Regions from separate parts of the Homo sapiens genome. Here region 2 is linked to region 1. Evidence: chromatin loops called from intact Hi-C (ENCODE). Cell type or tissue: Calu3. All regions are shown on one strand.

Evidence for each region. A loop is a pair of places that touch in the nucleus more often than their neighbours do. Peaks named below come from ENCODE experiments on the same cell type or tissue, not always from the same donor. Only the 100,000 strongest peaks of a DNase experiment are listed, where the experiment ranks them.
Region 2: it touches region 1 in a loop (2.1-fold over the local background); 1 of 110 quality-filtered maps calls a loop at or near these places.

The regions. Positions count from the first base shown.
Region 1 is chr3:124,244,338-124,249,337 of GRCh38, reverse strand. The region is part of intron 3 of KALRN (kalirin RhoGEF kinase); the gene reads right to left. Among named protein-coding and RNA genes, the nearest start is that of MIR5002, 110 kb to the right of the region's middle. RefSeq lists an enhancer at 302-1,501. In Calu3, no CTCF peak of the experiment used is centred here; a DNase peak (open chromatin) is centred at 2,157.
Region 2 is chr3:124,128,613-124,133,612 of GRCh38, reverse strand. The region is part of intron 1 of KALRN (kalirin RhoGEF kinase); the gene reads right to left. It overlaps MIR5002 (microRNA 5002), which reads right to left and starts at 684; the gene lies at 588-684. In Calu3, no CTCF peak of the experiment used is centred here; a DNase peak (open chromatin) is centred at 1,942.

The sequences.
Region 1 (5,000 bases):
TGCTTGTGTGGCTGCTGCCTTGGAAGCTTTCAGTTTTTGTCTTCTCCTGTGGATTCTGAAACCTTAACCAGACCACAAACCTCCTGAAGGCAAGAACTGGGTCCCTCCCCCATTCCCCACCCCATTAATCTGCAAATTCAGCCAAGAGATCATTTGACCATTCCCTCTGAGTTTGTGTGTATGTAAGAACTAAACAAGTGTCCTGTGTATCCACAGAATTAAATCTGAACCAATGTGCAATCTTCCCAATGCAGCACTCCTTCATAGTCAGAGCTGCAAGAGGGTGAGGAATGGTCTTGCTTTCCTCCAAGTTCAAAACAGGGAGTTTCTCTTCAGCCAATGAGGGTGAAGCCTGAATTTCCTGCAAAGGAAAACAGCTTATGGTCTGGAGATCCAGGACATTCTCTTCCTGTGTAGGGAACCAGGGTGGAGTGCATCACAGGACAAGGTTCAGACCTTGTCTCAGGCACCAGGCCAAAACCTGGCACATGCATTACTAGCGATGGAAACAGATAAAATTCCAGCTCCGGACAGAACAGTCTGGGAGATGCAAGGGAGAAAAATGTACTGATTTTAGAGTTTTTTAGTAGCTCTCAAAACCAAGGCTGGTCCTCACTTGACCTAGAACAAATGGGAAATGCAGAGAGGAAGGAGGCTCTGAGAGAAAAGGAAAGAGGGGCCAGGGCCATCAGGACACATGCTTGAATTACGTCAGTAAATTATCCGAAAAACATTCATCCTTGCTGAGTCACCATGGCTGACAAAGTGCTCCCATCTAAGTTCCAGGAGAAATGGGGCTGGCTGTCATACTTGCTTAATTTAGAAACAAGAATATAGCTCCTTGGTGAGACTGAGTCCACTGCTAGTTCCCTCGCAGGTACATCCATGCTCCGTCCCCTGGCAGAAGGCTCTGCCCCACTCTGCCACAGTGCCAGTCCACCCACCTCTGGCCTGGGTAACCCCCTGTGGTCACAGCCCCGGACAGAGGAAAGAGAACCTCCTGAAGGAAACCTCAGTCTGGCCTCAGGTACTTCATGTCTGAAATAGAGATCCCGGCATTGGCCCTAAGGAGTATGGGGGGGGTGAAGCCCTCTCCTTTTTCCTTGGGGAGCCTCCAGTCTAATTGAATTCAGCCAGTTTGCAAGGTGGTGCTCCACACCCTCAGGGGCAAGAAACAAAACCAACCATTCCAACCTGCAAGAGGTTCACCACCTATCAGAGAGAAAGTTGTGTGGTTTCTCTCAGGACACTCAGATCTCATAGAAGGGATGGGACTCACCCCCATTATATGAGTTTTCCAGATTCAAAAATCTTTAAATGCTGTTCAAATCACTTGTTTTGTTTAGGTAATGCTGGACTTTTGAGAACAAAATTCTGAATAAATCTTTTTTTCTAAAGCAATCTAAGAAAACATGAGATGGGGTGGAGAAGGCGAGGGGGAGACTTTTTTTTTTCAATACAAGTGACAGAGGCAAACTGGTACAGAAATCTTCTGCAACTGATGAGTGCCTACACCCAAGCTAAATTCTCTGCAACAGAAACCCTAGATAGTTTTGTTTTTCTTGTACTCATCTTCCATGTTGAGAGAAAGAAAATATTGTCTGGAAAGGAAGGTCTGAAAAGACAAATTATCTTCAATGTTTTATCTTCAATGTTTGTGGCTGATGAAAAAGGTCAGGGGGACAGTGGGAGCTCCAAGAGATAAGTTCGCTTGGGGCACTGCAACTTCAGATCTACCAAAGATGAAGGCAAAACCAACAGGAATGTTTTTTGTTAGTGTTTTAGTTTTTTTAAATTTGATTTTATTTTAAAAAGAATTATTATAGAAACACCACACTATTTATATCCCCAAAATAGCATTATTATAAAATTCCCAGTTTCAACATAGCAGGTGAAACATTTTCACAAACATTATTTTATCTATCATTTACTACAGTTCTTTGAGAAAGATTGTATCAAACTCACTTGTAGTTGAAGAAGAGTAATCCTTGCTTATTGGTTGCTTAAATTTCAGTGTTTCAATAAAATTTTAAACAGTAAAGCTTGGAAAATCCCAGATTTAATGAGGAGAGAACCAGAATAGAACCATTGGAGCCTCTGACAAAACCCATCTATGTCTTCTTGGGCAACTGAGCTCAGGTACTCTACCACTTGGTGGCAGCACACCTAAACTGCCAGAAGAGTGTACAATAAAGGCAGTCTCTACAAAACTGAAGTGTCGTAACATAGAGTGTCCGTATCAAATATATGCCTGAAAACATACTCAACCCCAAACATCAGTGAAGGGCACATAATCAGACTTAACCAATGATAAGTAAAGAGAGAAATAGAAAACACAGTGAAAATGATATGTAATGGGGGAAAGAGAAACAGCCCCAAATCTGGATCCCCATAACTGAAAAACACATCCTTTTCCCCAGATGCTAGGCTGTCTCTCCAGCATCTATATTCAGGGAACTCTCTTATTTTCAATATTCCAGCCAAATGAATCCCAGCTAAATTTAACTCATCCTGATTACCTACCACAAACTCCAGAAACACCTGAATGCATTGGATCTTATTTCACCTGACATTGAAGTTGACCTAATCAAGGTGACACCAGACACTTCAGCTTCCTAATCAGCCTGCTCTTGGTGAGCCATAGACAACAGTAGCCTAAAAGAGAAATTAAATGACCACATCTAGGCTTTCCAGGCTCATTCAACATTGCTGCCCAGAAAGGCCTTTCTCCATAAAAGGCAGATAAGGACACCAGTTCTGATAAACACAAAAGAGGTTAACCACTTTAAGCCATGCCAGAACTGACTACACAACCAGCCAAGGAGCTGAAACACATCCAGAGGCAAAACTAAAGAATCACCAAGGGCAAAAAAAAACAAGCAAGCCCTTTTTAGATTTCATATCAGATCCTAACTTTAATGTGCGCTCCCTGTTAAGGGGCCATATTAGTTTAGGAAAGTAAAAGGAATCCTTGCCTGGGAGGCCCTGCAGAGCAGGCCCTGTGACCAATCCCTTTAGTCTTTCCAAAGTCAGGATAAGGTTTAGGTACACAATATATGGCCCTAAGTTAGGGTCATTGATGATGGTGATAAGAATGTTTGCACAATGGTGCCTGGGCAATGGTGAGCAAATAAATTTAGGGAAATGCAAAGAATAGGAAATCTCATTGGAAAACAGTACGGAGGTTTCTCAAAAAGTAAAAATAAAACTACCATATGATCCAGCGATCCCATGTCTAGGTATATGGCCAAAAGAAAGGAAATCATAATGGAGTACTAGTCAGCCAATAAAAAGAATGAGATCTTGTCATTTGCATGACCATGGATGGAACTGAAGGACATTATGTTAAGTGAAATAAGCCAGGCACAGAAAGACAAACATTGCAAGTCATACTGGGAGTATAAATTGATAAATTTGGAAATAAATTTGGTGAGTTGTCCCACCAGCTTTAAAAAAAGGTTCATAAAATAAGTAATCTGATTAAAACATGGGCAAAAGATCCGAATAGACATTTCTCAAAAGAAGATATACAAAATGGCCAACAGGTACATGAAAAACATACTCAACATCACTAATCATCAGTGAAATGCAACTCAAAACCATATAAGATATCATCTCACCTCATTTAGAATGGCTACTAAAAAAAAACAAAAAACAACAACAATGACAAAAAAAAACAGAAAATAACAGATGCTGAGGTGGATGCAGAAAAAGGGAAACACTCATACACTGTTGGTGGGAATGTAAGTTAGTACAGCAACTACAGAAAACAGTACAGAGGTTTCTCAAAAAAATAAATATAAAATTACCGTATGATCCAGCAATCCCACTGCTGGGTATGTAGCCAAAAGAAAGGAAATCTGTGTATCAAAAAGATACCTGCACTCCCATGTTTACTGCAGCACTATTCACAATAGCCAAGACATGGAATCAACCTTACTGTCCATCAACAGATGAATGGATAAAGAAAATGTGATATAAATACACAACGGAGTACTCTTCAGCCATAAAAAGAATGAAATCTTATCATTTGCAGCAACATGGATGGAACTGAAGGACATTATGTTCAGTGAAATAAGCCAGGTACAGAAAGGCAAATATTGTGTGTTCTCACTCATATGTGGGAGCTAGAAAAAAACAACTCACACAGGTAGTAAATACAATGATGATTACCAGACGCTGGGAAGAGAAGGGAGAAGGAACAAAGAGGGTGATTAATAGGTACAAAATACAGTTACATAGAAGGAATAAGATCTAGTGTTTGATAGCACAGTAGAGTGACTCTAGTTAACAATAATTTATAATATATTTCAAAATAGCTATAAGAGAAGATTTGGAATGTTTCCAACAAAAAAAATGATAAATTTCTGAGATGATGGAAATCTCAATGCCTCTGATTTGACCACTGCACATTGTATACATCTATCAAAATATCATATGCACCCTATAAATATGTACATTATGTATCAATTTTTAAAAAGCAAAAAAAAATTATATATGTAACAACTAAAAAAAGCCCATGATTGCTACAGATTTATCTCGAAGAAACCACTTAAGATACAGACAAAGGTTTACATAAAAAGATTTTTACTGAGGGTTACTTACAACACTGAACTTCTGGAAACGACTTAGATGCCCAGTGATATGGTTAATTAAATATGATGCATCCCAAGACACACTATTACACATGAAAAGTTTTTAATGTTATGAAAATATTCCTATAGTATAATGCTAACTGGAATAAAGCAAGCAGCAAAACTGAAGAAACAATACAGTCCATTTCTGTTTTTAAAAAGCTCTAGGCCAGGCGCGGTCGCTCACGCCTGTAATCCTAGCACTTTGGGAGGCTGAGGTGTGTGGATCACTTGAGGTCAGGAGTTCCAGACCAGCCTGCCCAACATAGTGAAACCCCATCTCTACTAAAAATACAAAAATTAGCTGGACGTGTGGTGGGCACTTGTCATCCCAGCTACTTGTGAGGCTGAGGCAAGAGGATCGCT
Region 2 (5,000 bases), 120 kb after region 1:
CCCTCCCCATAAGGCACAGGAGTGGGTCTGCAATCACAGGCAGTGCCCTGGGTGGGCCCTCCACAATGCCACAGATCCTGACCTGTGGCCTCCTGAATTGAAGACAGAAATGAGGGCTGTCCTTGTTAGCTACCTCCGGGGCTCTGTGCTTATTCTAGCAGACACTAAACATTTTTGAACTTCTGAAAACAGCCTCGACTGTCGTTCTAAATTTAAAAACAAGCAAACTGTTTCATTACTTAATAGACAAACCTTGTGTTGTGTTTTTTTGAGGTGGGGGAGAGAGGAAGGTTGTTGTTTTGTTTTTTAAACTAAAATACTGTCACCCAGCTTGCCCAGATTTGATTCCCTCTTCCCCAGATTTTCCCGAATGGAGTTGGGCTGTTTCCAAAAACCAAATTAGTATTCAAAAACAGTTCTGAAGTTTTAATCACCACTAAGGATATATTTTTTTTAATTTTTAAATTTAAAAAATAAAAAGTAACCCCGCACCATCAGATCAATTGGCTGTTCCCAGAATGCAGATCCACAGTTGGAACACAGGCAGCATCCCTGGCATGAGCTGCCTCAAGGCCGTGCTGTGAGGAGAGTAACCCTCATCTGGAAGTGGTCAGTGAGGCAGTCAGTCATGCTATCACCTACTAAGTGCCTCAGAAACCAAATTCCAGAGGACAGAGAGGAAGATGGATTTGACTTCAGAGAAAACAGTGTAAATGCCCCAGCAGGAGGAACCAGAACAACTCCCAAAGAGACAGGGGCTGCCAGGGGAGAATTTGTGTCTTCAGAGGTTAAGGTCTGGTCTAGTTCCCTGCCTCTGACCCACAAAGCTCTCATGAAAGAACTTGGAATGTGAGACGGGGCAAAAATCCCTGCCAAAACAGCCATGAAGGAGCCAGAAAAATGAAGGTGCCACAAAGCTTTTCCCCAATTCTCTGAGTTACAAGGCCCTGGTTCCTTCCCAGACACAACAAAGTCACCTTCTCCTGGCCTCATCATCCTCCTCTTCCTTCCCCAAGTCCTGCCGTGTGTAAAAGAAGATCTCTGCCCAGGCTGACCAGAGGAGAGTAAGGTATTTTCTTCCTGGCTTTGCACATTCATTCAGCCTTGAAAAGCTCAGGCCAGGAAAGAAGTCCAGGAGTATGTGTTGTGCGGTGCTGCAGTGCTCACTTCCCAGTGATGGAGGCTCCCTCTCACTAAGTTTCTTCTCCTCCCATCAGTGTTCTCACCGGCTCGGGTTCTAGGCTCTGGGCACTTGAAGTGATGATTGAGCTTCCCTCACAAACCTTAGGAAAATGTGGCCCCAAACTAAGCATTACTAATGCACAGCTTTGCTCATCAAGACATGTCCACCTGGGGCTCCAACAGGGTAGAGGAGGCTGGAGGGATAGGAAAGTGGTTGTGTAATTCAGGCAGCACCCAGTCATCAGCACTAATGATGGAAAGAGATACTGGGTTGTTGAAATGATGGATAATCAATATTCCAGAATAATGGATATTGTTTGTTAGGAGACAACATGATTCTTGGCAGCTGAGTTGTCTTCTTAAAGATCTACTTGTAAAAAACAGCCACATGAAAAGAAGACTGTTCCAGATTTAAAACTGACCATATAATACACATACGGAAAAAAAGTGAGAACTGGCTATGTGGGGAAGACATGGAGGAAGTTAGAGCTCAGAGGGACTTATGACATCATTTCCCCCATTTTACAGAGGAGGAACTAAGGTCCAGGGAAGCGAACAGATTGCCTTGTGTCACATAATTATTTGGTGGAAAAGCCAGAAATGGGCCTGGGTTGTCTAAACAGGGCACTGTTCACTTGGCCACAGTAGTCCAAGGGCTTCACCTGGAAAAGAACCATCATTCTAAGCATGTGATGCTGACCTCCCGGCAGTGGCTGCTTCTGTAATCACCACAATTTCCCAACACACAAGTCACCTCATGTGTTCCTACACCCTGATGTCACAGCTGCCACTGAGAGCCCTGAGCCAAGTACCATGATGATTCATAAATCACTGCCCAATTCTTTAAAGTCACAGCATTGTCTTTGTCAACAGCACCTTATGTGATTCTAATCAGTAGCTGCCATCAATTTCATCAAGTTCAAGTACAATCTTACTTCTTAGTATTTGGGTGGCCCTTTTAATGTTTTTCAAAAACTCCTTGATAGCTTATACCTCACTTTATGTTCACCAGACCCCATGGGTCAAAGGTAGAGGAGTGACTGGAAGGTCTATTTCATATACTCCTTGAAGAACTGACCTGTAAGTAAACACAGTTGGTAACTGGGGCTGAGAGACTATAGCAGAGGACTCCTGAGTCACAGACTCCAGTTCTTTCCAGAGCAAGTTGGAAGCAGGAAAAATATGCTAAAATTCACAAGAAGTTTCAGGGGCAAGAACCTTAAGAATATTATCTGTTAACCTTCAGACATATAGAAGACACTGGGGTCTGTGGCAAATTACTCAGCATCACACTTCAGCAATCTCTCTTCCTTTTCTTTGCTTTTTCATTAAAGCATAACTTGCACAAAGTATACAAATCATAAGGGTACAGCTGGGTGAATTTCTGCATATGTTATACACTAATATAATCACCAGACCAAGATTTAGAACATTTACAGCTACCCAGAAGGCTCCCTCATGCCCCCTTCCAGTCAAGAATAGCTATTATTCTGACCTCTGTCCCACACATTAGGTTTGTTTGGTCATATAAGTGGGAGAATACAATATGTATTCTCTTATGTCTGGCTTCCTTTCGCAATCTTCTAAGATGCTTCTATACTATTAGAGTGCCAATAGTGCGCTCTTTATCTTTTCTGTATAACATTCTGTGGCGTTGATATACAATGTATTTATCCATTCTACTGTTGTTGGAAACAACATTTTGGTTGTTTCCAGTTTGAGGCTGTTATGAATAAAGCTGATATGAACATTCTTGTACATGCTTTTGTTTTTGTTTTTAGATGGAGTTCAAATCTATTGGGTATATCCAGGTGTAGAATTATGGGTTCATGGGGTGTGCATAATAGATATCATGAAAATTCTCTTTAAAGTGCTGTATAAATATACACTCCCACCAGCAAAGTAAGTTCCAGGAACTCCATAGTCTCAACAAAACTTGATATTATTGGTAAATAGTCATTTTTAAAGTATCACTGGAAAAGACGGTACCCCATGTATGTTTCCAGATAACTGATGTTAGTCTTTAAGCAGTTTTTAAAAAAAATCTAATAATTTTACTTCTTGAAAATAGTAAACTACCTAACCATTGCAGACTACACTGAGAAGTTCAGAGAGCTCTGAATATACATTTAACATATTCAGAGATATACTAAATATCTAAGGATTTCACTCTCTCCTCCTTCATGGGTAGATATCACTAAGGTATCAGCAGCCCAGAGCACCTCCCTCTAATCTCTGTCCTGGAAAATATTAAAGACGGCCCAATCAGGAACTTTAATTTATACACTACCATAGGTCAATAAGTTCTGGTCACATGGGCTTTCCACTAGAAAGGCTATTTCTATGTCCTGAATGGTAAAAGTTGTCCCCAAAATAGGTAAGTGAGTTGTTATTCATTTCACTTGCTTTTATGTGGCTTGGCAAATGTTAATCAGTTATCAAACAATACACATTTATAAAGCACATATTCTGTTACCGAGCTAGACATTCTGGAAGTTCCTTGAAGGGGCAGGGCTCCAGAACACATCACATGGAATGTTGTCATCTGCCTTCTTTTTCTCACTTTACCCATCCAACCCCTTTCACAGATGAAATGAGGTTAAAACAAACTTCACTGATGACCTTGGCTTTAGAGGGGAAAGCAAGGCCCAAAAGAGGTTTCCTGGGGAATGAAAACAGAAGAAGGGAGAACAGCCCTGCCCATAGGGCCATGGTGATAGAGTGAATGGGTGATTGAAGGCGACGTGATTATTACAACCTCTGGTCTTCTTTACAACAGAAGACCAAGCTCTATCTTATCCTTTATCCAACCTCCACCCATCATGAACTTCCTTCTCCCTTGCCTCTTGGTGCCATTGTCCAGGAGATTGAAGTAGAGCATCACATCCCACACCTAACCACCAAGTGCAGTGCCTAAGACAAGACATATTCCCTGACCTTACAAAACATACCACCCTTAAAGAGTATGTCTCTAGTTGGGTGGGTAAAGTGAGAAGGGGCTCTGTTCTAAATGCAGGGTGCAAACTGGAGTATGAGTCACTATGGACAGGCATTGAGCTGATCCTTAAAGCAGACAGGACTTAAGGCAGAGCAGTGAAGCAGACGTAGAGAGTGCTCTGCCCTCTAGCAGAGCAAAAGACAACAGTAGGAAGAACATGGGACCCTTGGGATCTGTGAATAGACAGCACAAGCCTATCTAAGTGGCTTTCCATGCCACCATGATGCTGGGGCACCGTTCTGCTAATGCTCCTGAGTATGACGGACCTTCCTCAAACAAAAGCTGCCTGAGCACAATGACTGTGACTTTTAGGAATTTTCTTAGGAACACCCAAATATGAGCATGCTGAATACGGCTGTACGCAGTTTTACTCGTAAGCCTCTATGCCCTCAATTTCACAATTCATAGTTTCTGCTTGGCTCTCTAGATGTCAAATGCAAATGTCTGAGAACAACTCCATGATTTTCTGGGATGGAAAGCTGCTTCTATCCCTGTGCAGAGATATAACCAAGCCAACAGGGCAGCTAACACAGAGGAGGGGACAGGGAACAAGCACACAATGTTTAGACCAATGAGATGACTCTGGACCACAGAACTCTTCAGGACCAGTTGAAAAGGACACAGTGAGCATCTGAGAAGGAGGCAAGTAGGAAGACCTCGGCACCATACCACAGTCACCTGCATGAAGTTCTTGGATTACAATGCTCCCCTACAGAAGGCTCACTTCTTCTCCAAATAGCTTTTGGGGCCTAAATCAAGGTTTTTCATGGCTCTGTAGTCTTATTCCATCAGAAAAGACCTTCTACTTCTCTACTTCTTG